Regions from separate parts of the Homo sapiens genome. Here region 2 is linked to region 1. A link is a loop called in an ENCODE intact Hi-C map of the cell type or tissue named here. Cell type or tissue: OCI-LY7. All regions are shown on one strand. Each heading gives the region's core, and the rest is flanking DNA. Links, peaks and the distances in the headings are about the cores only. Region 1 has its middle 6.7 kb from the start of HLA-DRA. Region 2 has its middle 26 kb from the start of HLA-DQB1.

What was found. Peaks named below come from ENCODE experiments on the same cell type or tissue, not always from the same donor. Only the 100,000 strongest peaks of a DNase experiment are listed, where the experiment ranks them.
Region 2: a loop joins it to region 1, with 7 times the contacts of the local background. A loop is called at or near these places in 85 of 110 quality-filtered maps.

Annotation. Positions count from the first base shown.
Region 1 is chr6:32,428,552-32,437,848 of GRCh38, forward strand. No RefSeq gene overlaps it. Among named protein-coding and RNA genes, the nearest start is that of HLA-DRA, 6.7 kb to the right of the region's middle. In OCI-LY7, for the core only: CTCF peaks have their summits at 3,651 (motif pointing right) and 3,851; a DNase peak (open chromatin) is centred at 3,620; H3K4me3 peaks cover 677 bases; H3K27ac peaks cover 1,149 bases.
Region 2 is chr6:32,687,680-32,696,976 of GRCh38, forward strand. No RefSeq gene overlaps it. Among named protein-coding and RNA genes, the nearest start is that of HLA-DQB1, 26 kb to the left of the region's middle. In OCI-LY7, for the core only: a CTCF peak has its summit at 4,541 (motif pointing left); DNase peaks (open chromatin) are centred at 2,742 and 4,542; H3K27ac peaks cover 1,825 bases.

The sequences.
Region 1 (9,297 bases), core at 603-8,602:
TGCTCACATGATTGTGGAAGCTTACTGAGTCCAAATTCTGATGGAAGAGGCCAGCAGTGGAGGAGACTGGGACAGAGTTGCAGTTTGAGCCCAAAGGTAGTCTGCTGTGGAACCAGGAAGAGCCAGGATTGCAGATGGAGTCTGAGACAATCTGTTGGAGAGTTCCCTCTTATGCTAATCAGGCATTCAACTGATTAAATGAGGGGAACCCAGTTATGGAGGGCAATGTACTTTACTTAAAATCTACTGACTTAAATATGTAACTCTCACCCCAAAACTGCCAGATGATGTGAAATTCCATGTCCTCTACTTGGCTCCATTGACACTCAGATGGAGTAGATTAAACAACAGACATTTACTGAAAGTCCTCACTTAACATCATCAATAGGTTCTTAGAAGCTGTGACTTTAAGCAAAATGACATATAATAAAACTAATTTGACCATAGGCTAATTCAGCGATCCCCAACATTTTTGGCACCAGGGACTGGTTTTGTGGAAGAAAATTTTGCCATGGATGGGGGTTGGGGACTAGCGGTGGCAGGGAGTGGGATGGCACAACCTAGATCCCTCGCATGGGCAGTCCACAATACAGTTCACAAAGGTTTGCACTCCTGTGAGAATCCAATGCCTCTGCCGATCTGACAGCAGGCCATTAGTGGTCTGTGGCCCAGGGGTTGGGAACCCCTGGGCTAATTGATGCGAACAAGATTTAAGTTCCTGTGGCTTATTTCTGGTCACAAACACATCACCAAACTCCTAAATAAAGACTCAGAACACTTCTAATATTAAACATTAAAATAAATGGGAACTATATATACATTTAAGGTAGGTTTATAATAACAAGTAAGATAATTAATTATCCAGTTTTTGGTGAATTAGTGAGTGATGGTGGTCACAGTGGTGGTGGGTTACATTAAGGAACAAATGTTTGTAAAATGAAAATGGTAAGGAGCACCTCCTGCCACCACACAGCTCAAACACAAAGAAGAACAAATACGTTGAACTCACTGAGTACTTTTGTACCCCATTGTTTACTATTGTACAGTTGTATGAATATCATGTACTTTACAAATTTTTATTTTAGAAACATTTCTATTCATTCGCTTATTCATTTTCCAACCTGCTTATTCCAGTTCAAGGTCATGGATGACTGGAGCCTATCCCGGCAGCTCAAGGACAAGAGAGGAACCAACCTTGTATAGGATGCCATCCCATCCATTGTGGGATGCAGACACACACACACATACACACAAAGTCACTCTGCTGGGACAATTTAGACTCACCAATTAACCTAACATGCATGTCTTTGGGATGTGGGATAAAACTCAAATACACAAAGAAAACCCATGCGGACGTGGGGAGAACACACAAACTCCTCATGGACAGTGGCCCTGGCCAGGAACCTATTTATTTTCTCACCAACATTGTAACAAAACGTTGAACAAAACAATGCTGTAGGAGGACCCTCTGTGTTTCTCACAGTCCTGGAGGCTGGGAAGTCCAAGATCAAGATGCTGACAGGTTCAATTCCTGGTGAACTTAGAACTGAAGGCTCTCTGGCAGGGGTGCCTTGTGGCTGCAGGCTGGGTATAGAAACTCAGGCTCCCCACTAGGCCTCCACTTACAGAATCCTGACTGGGAGGGAGAGGGTCTCATCAGCGCTCCCACATGGCCTCTACTGACACCAGGAAGGGAGAAGTGCCTCCTTACACCTGGACAGTGGTGAAAGTCCCAGCTTTCTACTTGGCCTCCTCTGACAACACCTTGGCAAAGTGGGTGAGGAGTGCTTCCTTGCAACAGGGCAGGTGGAAGTCCAGGCTCTTCACATGGGCTTCACTAACACCACAGTGTGGAGGTGGCTGATTACTGATAGGCAGGGGCAAAAGTCCTAGGTCCCCAGTTGGCTTCCTCTGACATAAGCCTGATGGGTCTAGGTAGTGTCTCATTATCGCCAGGCAATGGGATAAGACAAAGCTCCTCACTCAGTGTTTGCTGACTGAGGCGGGATGGAAGCCCCTGATTTTTCTGTATTTGACTGGAGTAGTGCGGTTACTGTCAGTTATCTGCCTGGTAGGCTGCTCTTTCTTGTTCCCTTGGATAGAGAAACATGCTTTCCTTAGGATATTTTTGTCTGTGACTACTGATGTTTCCTGTTTTCCAGTTTCTCCAGCACTCATTCCTGGATATATTAGGCAGAAAGAAGACCTATGAAACTCACCACTCTGTCATTCCCCAATCCCATGGTCTGAGGCCAACCTGCTTCTCCTCTCCATCATTCAAGGGCTTTTTATGTCTGTCTGTAGCTGTACTTAGCAGGAGGAATAGGAAGAATTGTACCTACTTCATCTTGTCTTAGAACCAGAAATCTCTCACCATATTTTTTAAAATATGTTTTTGTCATATATTAAAATATTATACCTCTATCCTTAGATCCTTAAATAAACATATAATGTATCCTTAGAGTTAAGTTAATTTGGTAACAAAAATAAAACAAGACTAAAACTATTAATTATGTTAAAGCCATAAAAATATGCAAATTTTTTCCCAAAATATGGGAAATGTGCGTGTGTGTGTGTGTATCTCCTATGTATACACATATACCATATGACATATACACATAAAAAAAGACATAAAATGAAAATTGCCGATGTATCAATACCCGGGGGCAGGGAGTATTCTCAGGTTTAACTAAATACTCATATTCAAGTTTTTACCATAGGCCACACCTGGCTCTCAGATTCACTTAGAAGGATATTAGACAGGAGTCAAAGTATGCCAAAGTGCTGAATCAGGTCTTTTTCTTCAGTGGGAGAAGTTCTTGAAACAGTCTATAATTTATTCCAGGTGCTAGTTTCATCCTCTGCCCCCATCCCCCAAGTGACAACTCAGGTACAAGGAGCTGAATTTACACCTGTGGAAGTTGTGTCCACCCTAGCTTAGAATCCTCATGTCATCTACGAGCTAGTACCTCTTATAACAAACCCATGGGCACAGCTTCCAGAGTCCCTGTAAAGGGCATGCTCAGTTACAAGGGTCACTGCATTTGGAAATACCCAAACTATGGGTCCCCGTCATTTGTTACGGTTCATGAAATATTCTTCCCAGTAAAGATACAAAATGCCAACCAGAAGCCATTTGTGCCATAAGCAATGTTGTCTAAAAATCCAGCTGACATTCTTCCTCCATCAGGTTTCCAGAAAACAGCTAGAAAATTAGCCTAAGATTAAATACATCATGGAGAAGTAGAAAGGGTGTTATAAAGCATTTATCCACAAGATTCAAAATGAAATACAGTTAATTTTGTCCGTTTTAAGACATTATTTCAACCTTCAAATTATTTAAAAGAAGTACATCCTATATTTTGTGTGCTTATTCAAAAAAGGCATGGTAATACTTATAAAAAGACTTTAAATATTTTTATAAGTTTTAAATATTTTATAAGTAATTTTATAAATAAAATTACAAACCATTTAAGTGACCTAATTAAATCAAACACACTTTGAGTATGCACATAAGAAAAAAATTAGTTGAAGCATCCTGACTTAAGAAATCCTTGATCTTTCATAAGGTGTCTGAATACTCAATGTCAAAAACACTTATGAAGAATTAAACACTGTTGACCACAAGAGGGAAACCTAGTCCCAGTTATACTATAAATTAGAAAATCAAGGGAAAAATATGTGTCCTGAGAACTTTTGAAATAGTCACATATAAACATAGTATACAAGAAAAAACCAACCGTCATCCCTACCCAAGGACATGTTTGTGGTATGAGTGGTTTTAGTGTTTTGAGTGGACTGGTTCTTGGACTCCACATATTATTGGCTACAGAGATAGAGACTTGATTTAGAAAATCACAGTTGCCACTTTCTAAGTAAGCCCTTGACCAAAAGACTAGATTTCTTTAAACCCAGTTTTCTCAGGTAAAATGGAAATACAACTATTATCTAATAAATATAAGTAAGCTTTAGTGTCATAGTCATAGCAGTAGTATTTTCAATTGGTAAAAAGAAACTGGACCCCAAAAAAGAATTTCAGTGAAAGCAGTAACAGTCTTCTGGCATATTTCTCACCTTTCTTTCTACCTTAAAGGTTCAAAGTTCCTAAGTAATCTCAGAAACCTAAAATAGTTTATTCTCTATCCTCACTATTGGTTTTTAAAAAACATTTTGCAGCATGGACCACTGCTCGTGTACAGATGCTCTCCAACTTAACAATAGGGTTATGTCCCAATAAACCCATTATAACTTGAAAATATCTTAAGCTGAAAATGCATTTAATACACCAATAAACCCATCATAAAGTTGAACAATCATAAGCCAAATTATAAGTCAGAGACCATCTGTATTAGCTTAAGTCTTGGAATGGTTTATTTTTTAGATGCCATTTAGCCACTTATATTCTCTTCTATTTTATTGTGAGAACTAATTCCCCTCTTACATTCTGTGCTTGACCCATGCTATACTTAGTGTGAACAAGAGCCACCTTCTTCTCATGACTTCTATTTTTTTGTGAAAATTTCCTTCACTCATTCACGACATTTGGATTTGAAATCTTACCTACTTAAGTACTTTAAAAAATCATTTTCTACCATCTTTCTTATCAGGAGGCTCTAGTGATTCCTTCTCCACACTTCTAACTTCTCATCTTCACACTCCTTGTCTTCCTAACTTCACTACAGTAAGTGTTTTACATGTTTAGAACTCAGCTCCTTTACTATGATTGCTAACCATGTACCTTAAATAAACCATCTTCTAGTTTTTTGTTTCTTACTCTCAATTATACCTTTTAGAAAAGAATTAAGAGTAGAAAAAGACTGCTACATAGACATTCTTATGATCTTCAGAAATGAGCACAGATCATGCTTAATGAAAAAAGATTTCCAAACAATGCTGCATATGTCCAGAGAAAAGGTGGCAGAAATGACTGTCGTTTGGGGGCACTATTGTCTGGACATGGCCAGTTCTCAGAACTCCAGTCCCTAAATTCCCTTCTAACTAAAGGAAAAGCCTCTTAAGGGTCTTATAGAAATCCTGCCACTTTCACCTGAAAGAATAATCTTCAGTTATGTGGCACATGGCCAAGAGTAAAAGTCTTTAGTCACTTGGAAGCAGACAGACACTGTAATGCTAAATAATTGGACATAACATGGAACTTACTGAGGCCTCAAATATCAATTTTACTTTGGGAAAAAGAGCAGCATCCTTAAAAGTGATTGAAAGTAACTCAAGTTTATTCCTTAACAGAGTGATGCTTAATCTAACAAAAAACATGTTATATGCACACTCTTCTCCATTACCTTGTAAGAAAACTGGACTAGGAAACACAGCTGAAATGGCCAGTTCTGCCTCCATTTCCTAAACCGTGTTATAATTATGTCTATGTGACCAGTAACAGACAATGACCATGATTTATACTTTTTCATATGTTTGTTGTTTTGTTTTCAATGTTTGTGGTCTTTCCTCAGTATCAGCTAAGAGGCCATTAACACAGATATCTGTTTATGGACATGCGACACTGTTGTTCACCTCTTTTGCAGAATTCATAAAGAAATGATGGGGAAAACACATCAAAGATAGAGTGGATAAAGCAAATGTGCCACATATACACCATGGAATACTATGCAGCCATGAAAAAGAATGAGTTCATGTCCTTTGCAGGGACATGGATGAAGCTGGAAACCATCATTCTCAGCAAAATAACACAGGAACAGAAAACCAAACACTGAATTTTCTCACTCATAAGTGGGAGTTGAACAATGAGAACACATGGACACAGGGGCCTGTTGGGGGGGTGGGGGGCAAGGGGAGGAGAGCATTAGGACAAATACCTAGTGCTTGAGGAGCTTAAAACCTAGATGACGGGTTGATGGGAGCAGAAAACCACCACGGCACATGTATACCTATGTAACAAACCTGCATGTTCTGCACATGTATCCCAGAACTTAAAGTAGAATAAAATAAATAAGTAAATAAGGAATGATGGGACAAACAAGTTTCTGTTATTGTCTCTCTACTGACCAAAGGGTGGTCAGAGAGTATAGGATGAAGCAGATTTGTGATATCCTTGAATAGATCTGCTCTTTACTATGAATTCTATCATCTACTCCCAGCGTATGTGGGAAAGGGACCAACTTACTTGCCTGGAATTTAGTGAAATTGTTTTCTAGGGGGACCAAGAGTTTCCTCTACTTGATATGAAGTTGGGTGGTTGAAGATGATAGGATTGGCTTCTGCTTCCATCAGAATCCTAAAGGGCAGGGTATATGGACTAGTTGGTATTGGATCTTGGAAACTGTGATGCATTGGGAATGGTCACACTCCCAGAGTTTGTGGACACAAAGAATGTTTTAGTGTCCCCTACACACCAGACACGGGCCATGAAGGAATCTGAAGAGCCTACCAAACCTTGCACAAGAGAAAAGCTTTACTTGGAACATCATCCAGGCTCAGAGAACACAAATATTTCATTTCCAGTAAGACGTTTCTGGTCTTTTTCTCTTCCTCCCCTTCCCTGAACCTACCCTAGATGAGCTATGGCCTCAAAGTGCCAGTAGAACGTAAGAAGGAAGGAGAACCACACTCATTCCTGCCTTCAACAATTTACACAGGGATAGAAAGAGATTTATATTAAATCAAGTTGGGACTTTCAATTATTATATAGTACCAAACAATCTAATTGCTGAACTAAGATATACTTGTGCAATTTAAGGGAATTGTAGAATAGCATATTAATTAGAATCAAGAAAATAATTCATGAAGTATGCTATAATTCCTACCCAAGCGCAGGGGAATAGCATCTCTAATGAAATTCTCTAAAGAGGCAAGAGCAGGCACAATGAGTTTTTGTTTGATTAAAGATTCCATTTAGTGCTTATCCAACCTAGCAATTACATTTGTATGCTTCAGATGTTTTAAAAAAATAAACAAAAGAAAGTACCTTAAATAAAGAATAGGATCAAATAGTATTTAAACAATTGAGTAAATTAAAAAATTATATGAATTAGATTGATTGAAATTGATACTTTCCTAATTCTCCTCCTTCAACACACAGACACACACACACACAACACGTATGCATACAAACACATCTGAATTCTATAAAATCATTCTGACCTTGATGAGATTCCATAGTTTACTCATGCAACAGAACATAATGTCTAAATGAAGTTTCTGGTCTCTGTTTTACATGGATGATTGAGTAAAATCATTCCCTATTCCTGGAAGAATAGCTAAGAAAGGATTCACAGGTGAGGACATGCGTTTTTTCAGAAGATGAGAACAAAGATGAGAAGATGAGAGCAACAGAATGTCCTATATCCTAATTCTCTGTGCTGACTTCGGAGTGGCCAATATGATAGAGATGGAAGGAACTCTGAAAACAAATTGCCAGAATTTCTAAGGAACAGGAGATGTTGAGTGAGTGAATCAAGCCATGGACTGGCTGTATGGGGGCAGCTATTAGAGACAACTACCCTTAGACTTCTTTGGTGATTGGTCAAGCTAATCTTTTCCTTCAGAGTCTCTCAATTATAAGACTTAGCTTGTGCCATTTAGAACAGACAAGAACACAGAGAATTATAGAACAATCTGACTACAGGTTCTCAAGTTAAAGCAATGAAACTTGTAGTTGGCCGGCAGGAAAATATTCTGAGATGTGGATTCAAAGTTTCTAAGTGTGCACACGTACACACACACACCCCTACCTGCATGCATTTTGTAATTTACAAAGACTAGTCAAGTAAAGAGGGGTAATTTCACACCCCAGGAGGTCTGTATAAAGATAACTCTGGTCTTTAAAGCATCAGGTTTCAGGTAGAGGTGAAGAGAGAATGAATCAAACTCAAACTGCCATCCTCCCAGGTTAAAGATGAGTCCAGTCATCGTGGAGGCCTCTATTAACACAGGACATGCTAGGAAGGCCCATTAACCCACTGCCCTAGCACATTTGTTAACGTCCTAGTGCATTTGTTGATATCAACAGTTCACAGTTTTTATTCTGATAGGGATCTATTCCAGCAGACCAGCTTCTGTGACCTCTCAGGATGAGAAAAAGTAACACAAGAAAAGCTTCTTATGTAGTGAATTGAGAAGGAAATACCTAGATCAATATTCCCTCAGCACCTCTGGTAGGAAGTCCTTAGTAGGAGAAAAACACCATGAAGACCCTTAGTGCAGAAGGAAAAGGGGGTAGGGGGTGGTGGAAGGGAAGCTAAAAGAAGGGGCTGGAGGTTCTCAGAATTCAAACCACACAAACAAATGAAGTATTGAGGTCCCAGACTTGATCTGGGCCCAGTGTGAAAGCCCTAACTTATTTCTCCAGAAGAATATGTCCTCTGGTTTTAGACTTGGCACTGTGGGGAGAACCAGAGTGATCTATGGTGGATATACACACAAACATAGACACACATATTTGCATTTAGTAATTTTTGTAAAATTTCCATTTGCTTCTCTGATCCTGTCTGTATCTTTGGGAATAGATGTAAGAATATTACATCTCTCAGGCTTGCTCTGCCCCAGGTTTCTGAACATGGAATACATTTCTCCAGTGAAACTCAGTATTATGAGATTTGGGAGGTGGAAGTTAGGCCACAGCCATCTCAGGGACAGGTTTCACAGACATGAGTTTTGGCAGCAGCCTTGTGTTCTAAAGACATTTACTCCTAGGGGCTCTAGAGGATCTGCAACATCAGCAGAGGCTTCCTGTGGGTTCCTGATCTTTTAAAATTAGGGGTCTGCAGTGACTTGTGCTCCTCCAGACCCCCTAACAGTTTTAAGGGCTAATTCCCTGTAATATATTCAGTTCTGCTTAGACTGATTACAGGGATTCCTATTTCTTGACTGAATTCTCATGGCTATAGTGTCTCGTCACCATTTGACATCACCAAGAAGTCCTCATTCAGGTGCCTTTGGAAATTCCCTCAAACACACAGGAAATTAGAGTTTGAAAGAAAACGGAGAACCATGAGCACTGTCCAAATAGGAACTTCTCTCCTATCACAGAGAAAGGGAACTGAAAGTCATTTCTCAAGTGTCCCAAATTTAGTAATCTCACAAGAAGAACCAATCAGTGTTCTAGGACTAAACAGTGTCATAAGTTGCTGAGCAACAACTTGGATTGAAGATGCTATTATAATATATGAAATGTCTTTGAATTTACCATGTTTTTCTCAAGCACCATTTAAGAACAAGGCATTATGGCAGCCAGCAAAGGGCAGACATAGAAAATTATACATGGTTTTGCCTCTAAAAGAGGAGATGACAAGCTTAAATCATAGGATCAGACTCTTAGCACAG
Region 2 (9,297 bases), core at 691-8,690, 260 kb after region 1:
GAAAGTGCTTATAGTGCAGTACGTGAACCTTAAATGAGCAAAATATATTGTATTAGTTTTCTAGCCACTGTCACAGAAAATTAGTACAAATGCAGAAGCTTAGAACAAAACCCATTTATTACATCAGCTTTCTAAGTCAGAAGTCTAGGCAGAGCTCACCTGGGCTTTCTGCTTAGGATGTCACAAGACTCAAGTCACAGAGACATTGTAATTCTCATCTGAGTTTGGGGTCCTCTTCCAAGCTCACTGCCTGTTGGCAGAATTCATTTCCACATATGACTGAGGTCCATAGCAACTATAAATATAGGTGCATCTAATAAAATATCCTCAAAGACATGAATCAAAATTGATATAATATTTAGGTAGAAAGCAATAAATCTACCATTTATGGTATGATATTTTAATATATGTTTCTAGGTTCTTTATAAGTCAAGAAGGCAAAAGTAGGATATAAAAGATCTAAACAACACAATTAGTAAGCTTAACCTAATAGACTCAAATATATTATAAAGTTATTGTCTATGTTCTCATCTATGTGCCAGGTGGTAGATTCACCAGTGCCTATTCACCAGTGCCTATTATATTAATTACATTACATTACATTAAAAAACATTAAAAATAATAAACTGGCTGGGCGCGGTGGCTCACAACTGTAATCCCAGCACTTTGGGAGGCAAGGCAGGTGAATCACCTGAAGTCAGGAGTTTGAGACCAGCCTGGCCAACATGGTGAAACCCTGTCTCTACTAAAAAAATACAAAATTACCAGGGTATGGTGGTATGCACCTTAGTCCCAGCTACTCAGGAGACTGAGGCAGGAGAATCGCTTGAACCTGAGAGGTGGAGGTTGCAGTGAGCTGAGATCGCACCACTGCATTTCAGCCTGGGCTATTAAGCAAGACTCTGTTTCAAAAAAAATTAAAATTAAAATTAAAATTAATGTAATAGGTGCTGGTGAATCTACCAGTTCACATAGATGAGAACATAGACAATAACTTTATAATATATTCAAGTCTATTAGGTCAAGCTTACTAATTGTGTTGTTTAGATCTTTTATATCCTACTTTTGCCTTCTTGACTTATAAAGAACCCAGAAACATATATTAAAATATCATACTATAAATGGTAGATTTATTGCTTTCTACCTAAATAGTATATCAATTTTGATTCATGTCTTTGAGGATATTTTATTAGATGCACCTATATTTATAGTTGCTATGTTTTCCTTTTCTTTTCTTTCTTTTTTTAGACAAAGTCTGGCTCTATCGCCCAGGCTGGAGTGCAGTGGTGCAATCTCGGCTCACTGCAACCTACACCTCCTGGACTCAAGCCATCCTCCCACCTCTGCCTTCCAAGTAGCTGGGATTACAGACACGCGCCACCATGCCCAGCTAATTTTTGTTTTTTGCAGAGACAGGTTTTAGCCATGTTGCCTAGACTGGTCTTGAAATCATAAGCTCAAGCGGTCCACCTGCCTCAGCCTCCCAAAGTGCTGGGATTACAGGTGTGAGCCCCTGTGCCCAGCCTTTGTTTTCCTTGACTAGGTGAATGTTTATCATTATATCAGTCTTTCTGTCCTACGATATCTTTTTCCTTAAAATTTGTTTTTGACATTAATAAATAAACACCATTTCTTAGAATTAGTTTTTGCATAATATGTCCTTTCTATGTTTTACACTTAATCTCTGAAATGACTTTTATGCTTTAGGTATGTGTCTTGTAAACAGTATAACCTGAATTTATGTTTTTGCATTCAATTTGTCAGTCTCTGTCTTCTGGTCACAAGTTTAGTCTATTTGCAGTTACTAAAATTAATGAGATGTGTGGACTTTATATTATAATATTTTTCACTTTAATCTTTCCCATGATTTTACTGACTTTTTTATCCTGTTGTCACATGTCTAGAACCCATTCTAACGTGTATCAGGCCTGGGTATGCTGCCTGGAAGGTGGATGTATTTTGCCTCCTACTTTGGGATGTGTTTTCAGTCTCTGTTAAGGTTTTGGTTGCTCATTTCTGGCATCCCCTTCACACAGGAAATACCCAGATTCAGCCATTTGCAGATTTTGAAACATTGTTCTGGTTCGCTGCATATGGCCTGTCTCTGGACTCAACTCAACATCCCATGTCCTCGCTCAGACTATATAACTCTAGACCCAGCCTGTTAATATGGACTGCTTGTATTTTTTCAGAGAAACCTCTAAAAGAAATTATCAATTTCTTCAAAACATTAACTTGATAGGTTCTTTTTAAATCAAGTAATCTGTTGAAAAAAAAATTATATGGGTGCTCTAAACTATATCCCCTGGATAATCTAACCTGTAAATAGTTTGAACAGTTATCTTTTACAGCCAGAATAACAATACTAGTTAATACCAGAGGACTAATCTATGGGTAGCTCGTTTCAAAATTTACTCTGAGAGCTTAAAAGAAAATATATTTTGTAGGGAAACAAAGCATATTTTTCCAAGATCCAGTCAGTAGTGAAGGCATCTTAATAGTATCCAGGATCCTCACATGTGAAGAAAAGTGAACTAGGTAACAAATGAGAAGACTTACATACGCTTAGTTCTTGCAGGAGGAAAGGAACTATCTGGGTATGGAAAAGGTTACTAGGCAAGATTGTGATTGAAGAGAAAGGATAATGATAAAGGGGCTTTGCAGAAGCTCTGGTTAGAAGAAATAACTAATAGTAATGAATATGTATCTCTCCAACCAATGAGAAGCATATGATGAGGCAGAGTCACTTGTCTCTGGCAGTCCAAGCTACTAAGAAGCACAAATAAAATATATAGTAGCAGGGGGAGATGGGAAGGGTGAGAGAATGTAGGATAAATTACCATTCAAACTGCCGGTAGAAATATAAAATTGTAAGGAATAAATTCCACAAAAAAATACAGTGTTTTAATTACAAAAATTTACCATGCAGCATAAAGACATAAATGATTTAAGAAACATGACATGTTCAGAGATGGGAGTGTAATTTTGGGCTTGTATTTTCAAACAAAATTCATATGACAATGAGAATTCAAACAGTTTAGATTATTAAAATTAAATTTAATGAAGTTGGTAGCTATATTCTGGTTATGTACAAGAATGTATCCTTTTCTTAGGAAATACACACTGAAGTACTTAAGGATAAAGAGTTCTGATGAGTGCAATTTCAGGAAAAAAAATATATAAGTACAAAATACTATTCTTATTGCAAGTTTTCTTTAAGTTTACTTTTTTATTTTTTTTTTTTGAGCAGAATAGTTGTCCAGGTGCAGTGGCTGACTTATTTATTTATTTATTATTTTTTTAATATATATGTTTTATTATACTTTAAGTTCTAGGGTACATGTACACAACGTGCAGGTTTGTTACATATGTATACATGTGCCATGTTGGTGTGCTGCACCCATTAACTCATCATTTACATTAAGTATATCTCCTAATGCTATCCCTCCCTCCTCCCCCCTCCCCACAACAGGCCCCCATGTGTGTGATGTTCCCCTTCCTGTGTCCAAGTGTTCTCATTGTTCTTTTTTACAAACTAAAATGAAAAAATCTACATGAGGCTATAAAAATATTACCTCTATAAAATAAAAACAAAATGGAATGTAAAAAGAGACTGGACACACCATAATGTGAAGATTCTCCTTTTTTGTGTACTCATATATCCAAAAAGGAAACTTTCCATTTTGTAGTTGGGAAGTAGAGCCAAGATGTAGGAGTAGGAGGGGAGTTGAGAACCAACAATTCAGTAAAAATGCTTTCAGTCAATTCCCATCTGTACTCAAAAAAAAAAAAAAATTTTTTTTTTTGAGACAAAGTCTTGCTTTTGTCCCCCAGGCTGGAGTGCAATGGCTTGATCTCAGCTCACTGCAACCTCCGCCTCTTGGGTTCAAGCGATTCTCCTTCCTCAGCCTCCCGAGTAGCTAGGATTACAGGCACCTGCCACCATGCTTGGCTAATTTTTGTATTTTTAGTAGAGACGGGGTTTCACCATGTGGCCAGGCTGGTCTCGAACTCCTGACCTCAGGTGATCTGCCCTCCTCGGCCTCCCAAAGTGCTGGGATTACAGGTGTGAGCCACTGCACCTGGCCTCAAAATTTAAATAATTAGGTAACAAACTATGACACAATTATATACAGTCCTTCAAAACAATGTTTTAGAAAGATATTTAATGACAAAATAGAGTTGTTTACCATATGTTAAATTTAAAAGGAGTTACAAATTAGCACATTCACTGTGATCTAAAACCTCTAAATCTGTTTATGTTTTTATTTATATCTACATTTATAGCTTTGAAGCCCTCCCAATATCAACTGTCACCCAAGGTTCTAAAATACAATAAAAGTGATCTTGTTTTCTTCTGTTCTTGGTTATAATTCTAAGATGGTCTGACAAGTCTATTGTGATTGACTTTAAAAATACAGATGTTAAATGAAATCTGTATGTGGAACTATTGGTCTCAATGATATATGCAACTCTGGAAGTTGGGTACTCAGCTTTATCTAATCTCTCCCTTTGCTCACCTCCACCAGGCTTGCAACGCCCTCTACAGTCCAGGCAACAGGTACATGGTTTTCAATCCCATTTGAACTGCTTCTGGGTCTCCCTATGTTGCCTAGGCTGGTTTCATACTCCTGAGCTCAAGCAATCCTCCCACCTTGGCCTCTCAAATTGCTCAAGCATCTTCTCTGAACCCAGTTGAATAAAACTGGAAATTAATAAGAAGAGAAATTTGGGAAACTATAAAAATACATGGAAATTAAACAATATGCTCCTGAATGACCAGTGGGTCAATGAAGAAATTAAGAGGGAAATTGAAACATTTATTGAAACAAATGACAATGAAAACACAACATACCAAAACCCATGGGATACAGCAAAAGCAGTAATAAGGAGGAAGTTTATAGCTATAAGTGCCTACATCAGAAAAGGAGAAACTTTAAATTAGCAATCTAATGATGCATCTTAAAAACTAGAAAAGCAAGAGGAAACCAAAGCAAAAATTAGTTGAAGAAAAGAAAAAGTAAAGATCAGAGTGGAAATAAATGAAATTGAAAAAAATACAAAAGATCTATGAAACAAAAATTTGCTTTTTTGAAAAGTTAAACAAAATTGACAAACCTTTAGCAAGACAAACTAAGAAAAAAAGAGAGAAGATCCAGATAAATAAAATCATAAATGGAAAAGGAGACATTACAACTGATACTGCAGAAATTCAAAGGATCATTAGTGGCTACTATGAGCAACTATATGCTATAAATTGGAAAACCTAGAAGAAATGGACAAAGTCCTAGACACATGCAACCTACCAAGATTAAAACAGGAAATAACTCAAAACCTAAAAAGATCAATAACAACAAGATCAAAGTCACAATAAACAGTCTACCAGTAAATAAATTCCAGGACCTGATGACTTCACTGCTGAATGCTACCAAACATTCAAAGAAGAACTAATACCAATCCTACTCAAATTATTCCAAAAAATAGAGAAGGAGGGAATACTTCTACAAGTATTTTATGAGGGAATACTTCTAAACTCATTCTATGAGCCCAGTATTACCTTGATACCAAAACCAGACAAAGACACATAAAAAAAACCTGTAGGCCAATATCTCTGATGAATATTGATGCAAAAATCCTCAACAAAATATTAGTAAACTGAATTAAACAATACATCAGAAAGATCACTCATAACAATCAAGTGGGATTTATCGCTGGGATGCAAGGATGGTTCAACATACACAAATTAACGTGATACATCACATCAACACAATGAAGATAAAAATAAAATGTTCATTTTAATTGATGCTGAAAAAAGCATTTGATAAAATTTAACATCATTTCATGTTAAAAATTCTCAAAAACTGGGGATATAAAGAACATACTTCAACATAATAAAAGCCATATATGACAGACCCACAGCTAGTATCATACTGAATGGGGAAAAACTGAAAGTCTTTTTTCTAAGATCTGGAACATGACAAGGATGCCACTGTCACCACTGTTATTCAACATAGTACTGGAAGTCCTAGCTAGAGCAATTAGACAAGAGAAAGATATAAATGGCATCCAAATTTAAAAGGAAGAAGTCAAATTATCCTTGTTTGCAGAGGATATGCTCCTATATTTATAAAAACTTAAAGACTCCACAAGAATACTATTAGAACTGATAAATTCAATAAAGTTCCAGGATAGAAAATCAGCACATAAAATCAGTAGAATTTCTATATGCCAATAGTGAACAATGTGAAAAAGAAATTTAAAAAGTAATTCTATTTAAAATAGCCACACACAAAATGAAATACCTAGGAATTAACTTGACCAATGAAGTGAAAAATCTCTATAATAAAAGAAATTGAGGAATAAGAAATCTCTATAATAAAAGAATTTTTTATAATAAATTCTGTATTCTATTATAATTCTATAATAAAGGAAATTGAGAATAAGAAATCTCTATAATACAAGAAATTTTTTTATAATAAAAAAAGGAAACATGTTCCATGTTCATGGCTTGGAAGAATCAATAGTGTTAAAATGTCCATACTACCCAAAGCAATCTACAGATTCAACACAATCACTATCAAACAACCAATGACATTTCTCACAGAAATGGAAAAAAATCTTAAAATTATATGGAACCACAAGACTCAGAATAGCTAAAGCCATCCTAAGCAAAAAGAATAAAACTAGAAGAATCACATTACTGACTTCAAATTATGCTACAGAGCTATGGTAACCAAAACAGCATGGTACTGGCATAAAAACAGACGTATAGACCAGTGGAATGGACTAGAGAACCCAGAAGCAAATCCACAAGCCTACAGTGCACTCATTTTTGACAAAAGTGCCAAAAACATACACTGGGGAAAAGACAGTCTCTGCAATAAGTGATGCTGGGAAAACTGGATATTCATATGCAGAAGAATAAAACTAGACTCGTTTCTCTCATCATATACAAAAATCAAATCAAAATGGATTAAGGACTTAAATCTAAGACCTCAAACCATGAAACTACTACAAGAAAACATTAGGGAAAATCTCCAGGACATTGGTCTAGGCAAAAATTTCCTGAGTGATACTCTACAAACACAAGCAACCAAAGCACCAATGGAGAAATGGGATTACATCAAGTTAAAAAGCTTCTGAACACAAAGGATACAATCAACAAAGTGAAGAGACAACCCACAGAATGGAAGAAAATATCTCCAAACTACCCATCTGATGAGGGATGAATAACCAGAATATATAAGGATTCAAACAACTCTATAGGAAAAAACTAATAATCCAATCAAAAGTTGGGCAAAAGATTTGAATAGATGTTTCTCAAAATAAGACATACAAATGACAAACAGGCATATGAAAAGGTGCTCAACATCATTGATCATCAGAGAAATGCAAATCAAAACTACAATGAGGTATCATCTCACTCCAGTTAAAAATGGCTGATATCGAAAAGACAGGCAATAGCAAATGCTGGGAAGGATGTGAAATAAAGAACACTTGGACACTATTGGTGGGAACGTAAATTAGTACAACTACTATGGAGAACAATTTGGAGGTTCTTCAAAAAACTAAAAATTGAGCTCTCATATGATCCAGCAATCCCACTGCTGGGTATACACTGAAAAGAAAAAAAAAGTCAGTATATCAAAGTATCCATCAACAGTTGAATGGATAAAGAAAATGTGGTACATATATATAATGGAGTACTATTCAGCCATAAAAAAGAATGAGATCCAGTCATTTGCAACAACAGGCATGGCAGTTCCATAAGTGAAATAAGCTAGGCACAGAAAGACAAATATCGCATGTTCTTAGTTATTTGTAGGATCTAACAATTAAAATGATTGGATTTATGAACATAGAGAGTAGAAGGATGATTACCAGAGGTTGGAAAGGTAGTGGGGGATCAGGGAGGGAGGGATATGGGGATGGTTAATGGGAAAAAATTGGAAAGAATGAACAAGATCTACTATTTGATAGCACAACAGGGTGACTATAGTAAATAGTAACTATACATTTAAAATAACTTCAAGAGTGTAACTGGATTGTTTGCAACTCAATGGATAAATGCTTGAGGGTATGGATGCCCATTCTTCATGATTTACTGATTTCACATTGCATCCTTTTTTTCAAAACATCTCATGTACCTGATACATATATACACTTACTATGTGTCCACAAATATTAGTAATAAACACAATTTAAACAAATTAGAGCCCACACATCCCATATACATACTTCCCATATTAAAGCCCAAACATCTCATATAAACACTTTATTATTTGAAATTCTTGGCCATGGAATATCGTATACTTTCATTTAATTTCTTCACCAACTCTATCCAAAAACAAAAAAAACCCTTCAATCCCCATATGCACAGATCTTTGTTAGTCACATCTGCTCATGGACTCAACAAACAGTAATTGAGTCCACTGACTGCATTTCGGAAATCCACACTCATGATCTTCCTCTGTATGTTAAATAAATCAGAGCCATCGTGAGAGCATGTCATCATGGGGAACACAAGTGCCTGAGTTAGATTGATCAAAAAGATAAAATTTGTTATCATAACAAAGGGCTAACTCACAGAAGCCAAAGAAGATATGTAAAAGGATTGATCTAAGGATAGTACACTGTGTGTTATACAAGAAATCCTCTGTATATTTCTTATCTCTAATTTTCTCTGCCTGTCATCTTCATTATTTTATATATCTCTGCTTTCAGATTCACATAGTACAAAATGGTCCCTGCCAAGATGTTCTCAATTCATCTCTCCTTTGCCCTAGGGCTTCTTTTCCTAGACCAGTCAGTTGCTTACTGTACACCACTAAAGTGTTGCCAGGGGATGAGTTCACATTACAGTACATGAACATAGTTACTCCTGATGTGAGCTTATGGAGGGGATGAGGGAGTGGTGCAGGTGATACACAAAGGATCTGCTGGTCTGCACATCAGACTCAATATTCTCTACTACAAGGAGACAGGATATAAGCCCAGTCCATCTGCTTCGTTCTTTGACAGTACATTTCATTCAAAATAAGTACAAGTGCAAAAATCTGTGGTAGTAAATCTACTGCACTTTTCTTATGTCTGACACTAATAACCCAAGAAAAACTATAATAAAATATTTCTGATTTTGAAATTAGCCTGCCACTGTTTGCATGGAAATTTACTACTGGTAAGCCCTTGTTTCTCTATCCCCTTACTCAGCTTTCTTCATTTGTATCTTCATAGCAAGAATCACCACCTAATACTGCATATCTGTATATTATGTGATTATTTTTTCTTTCCTGCTAG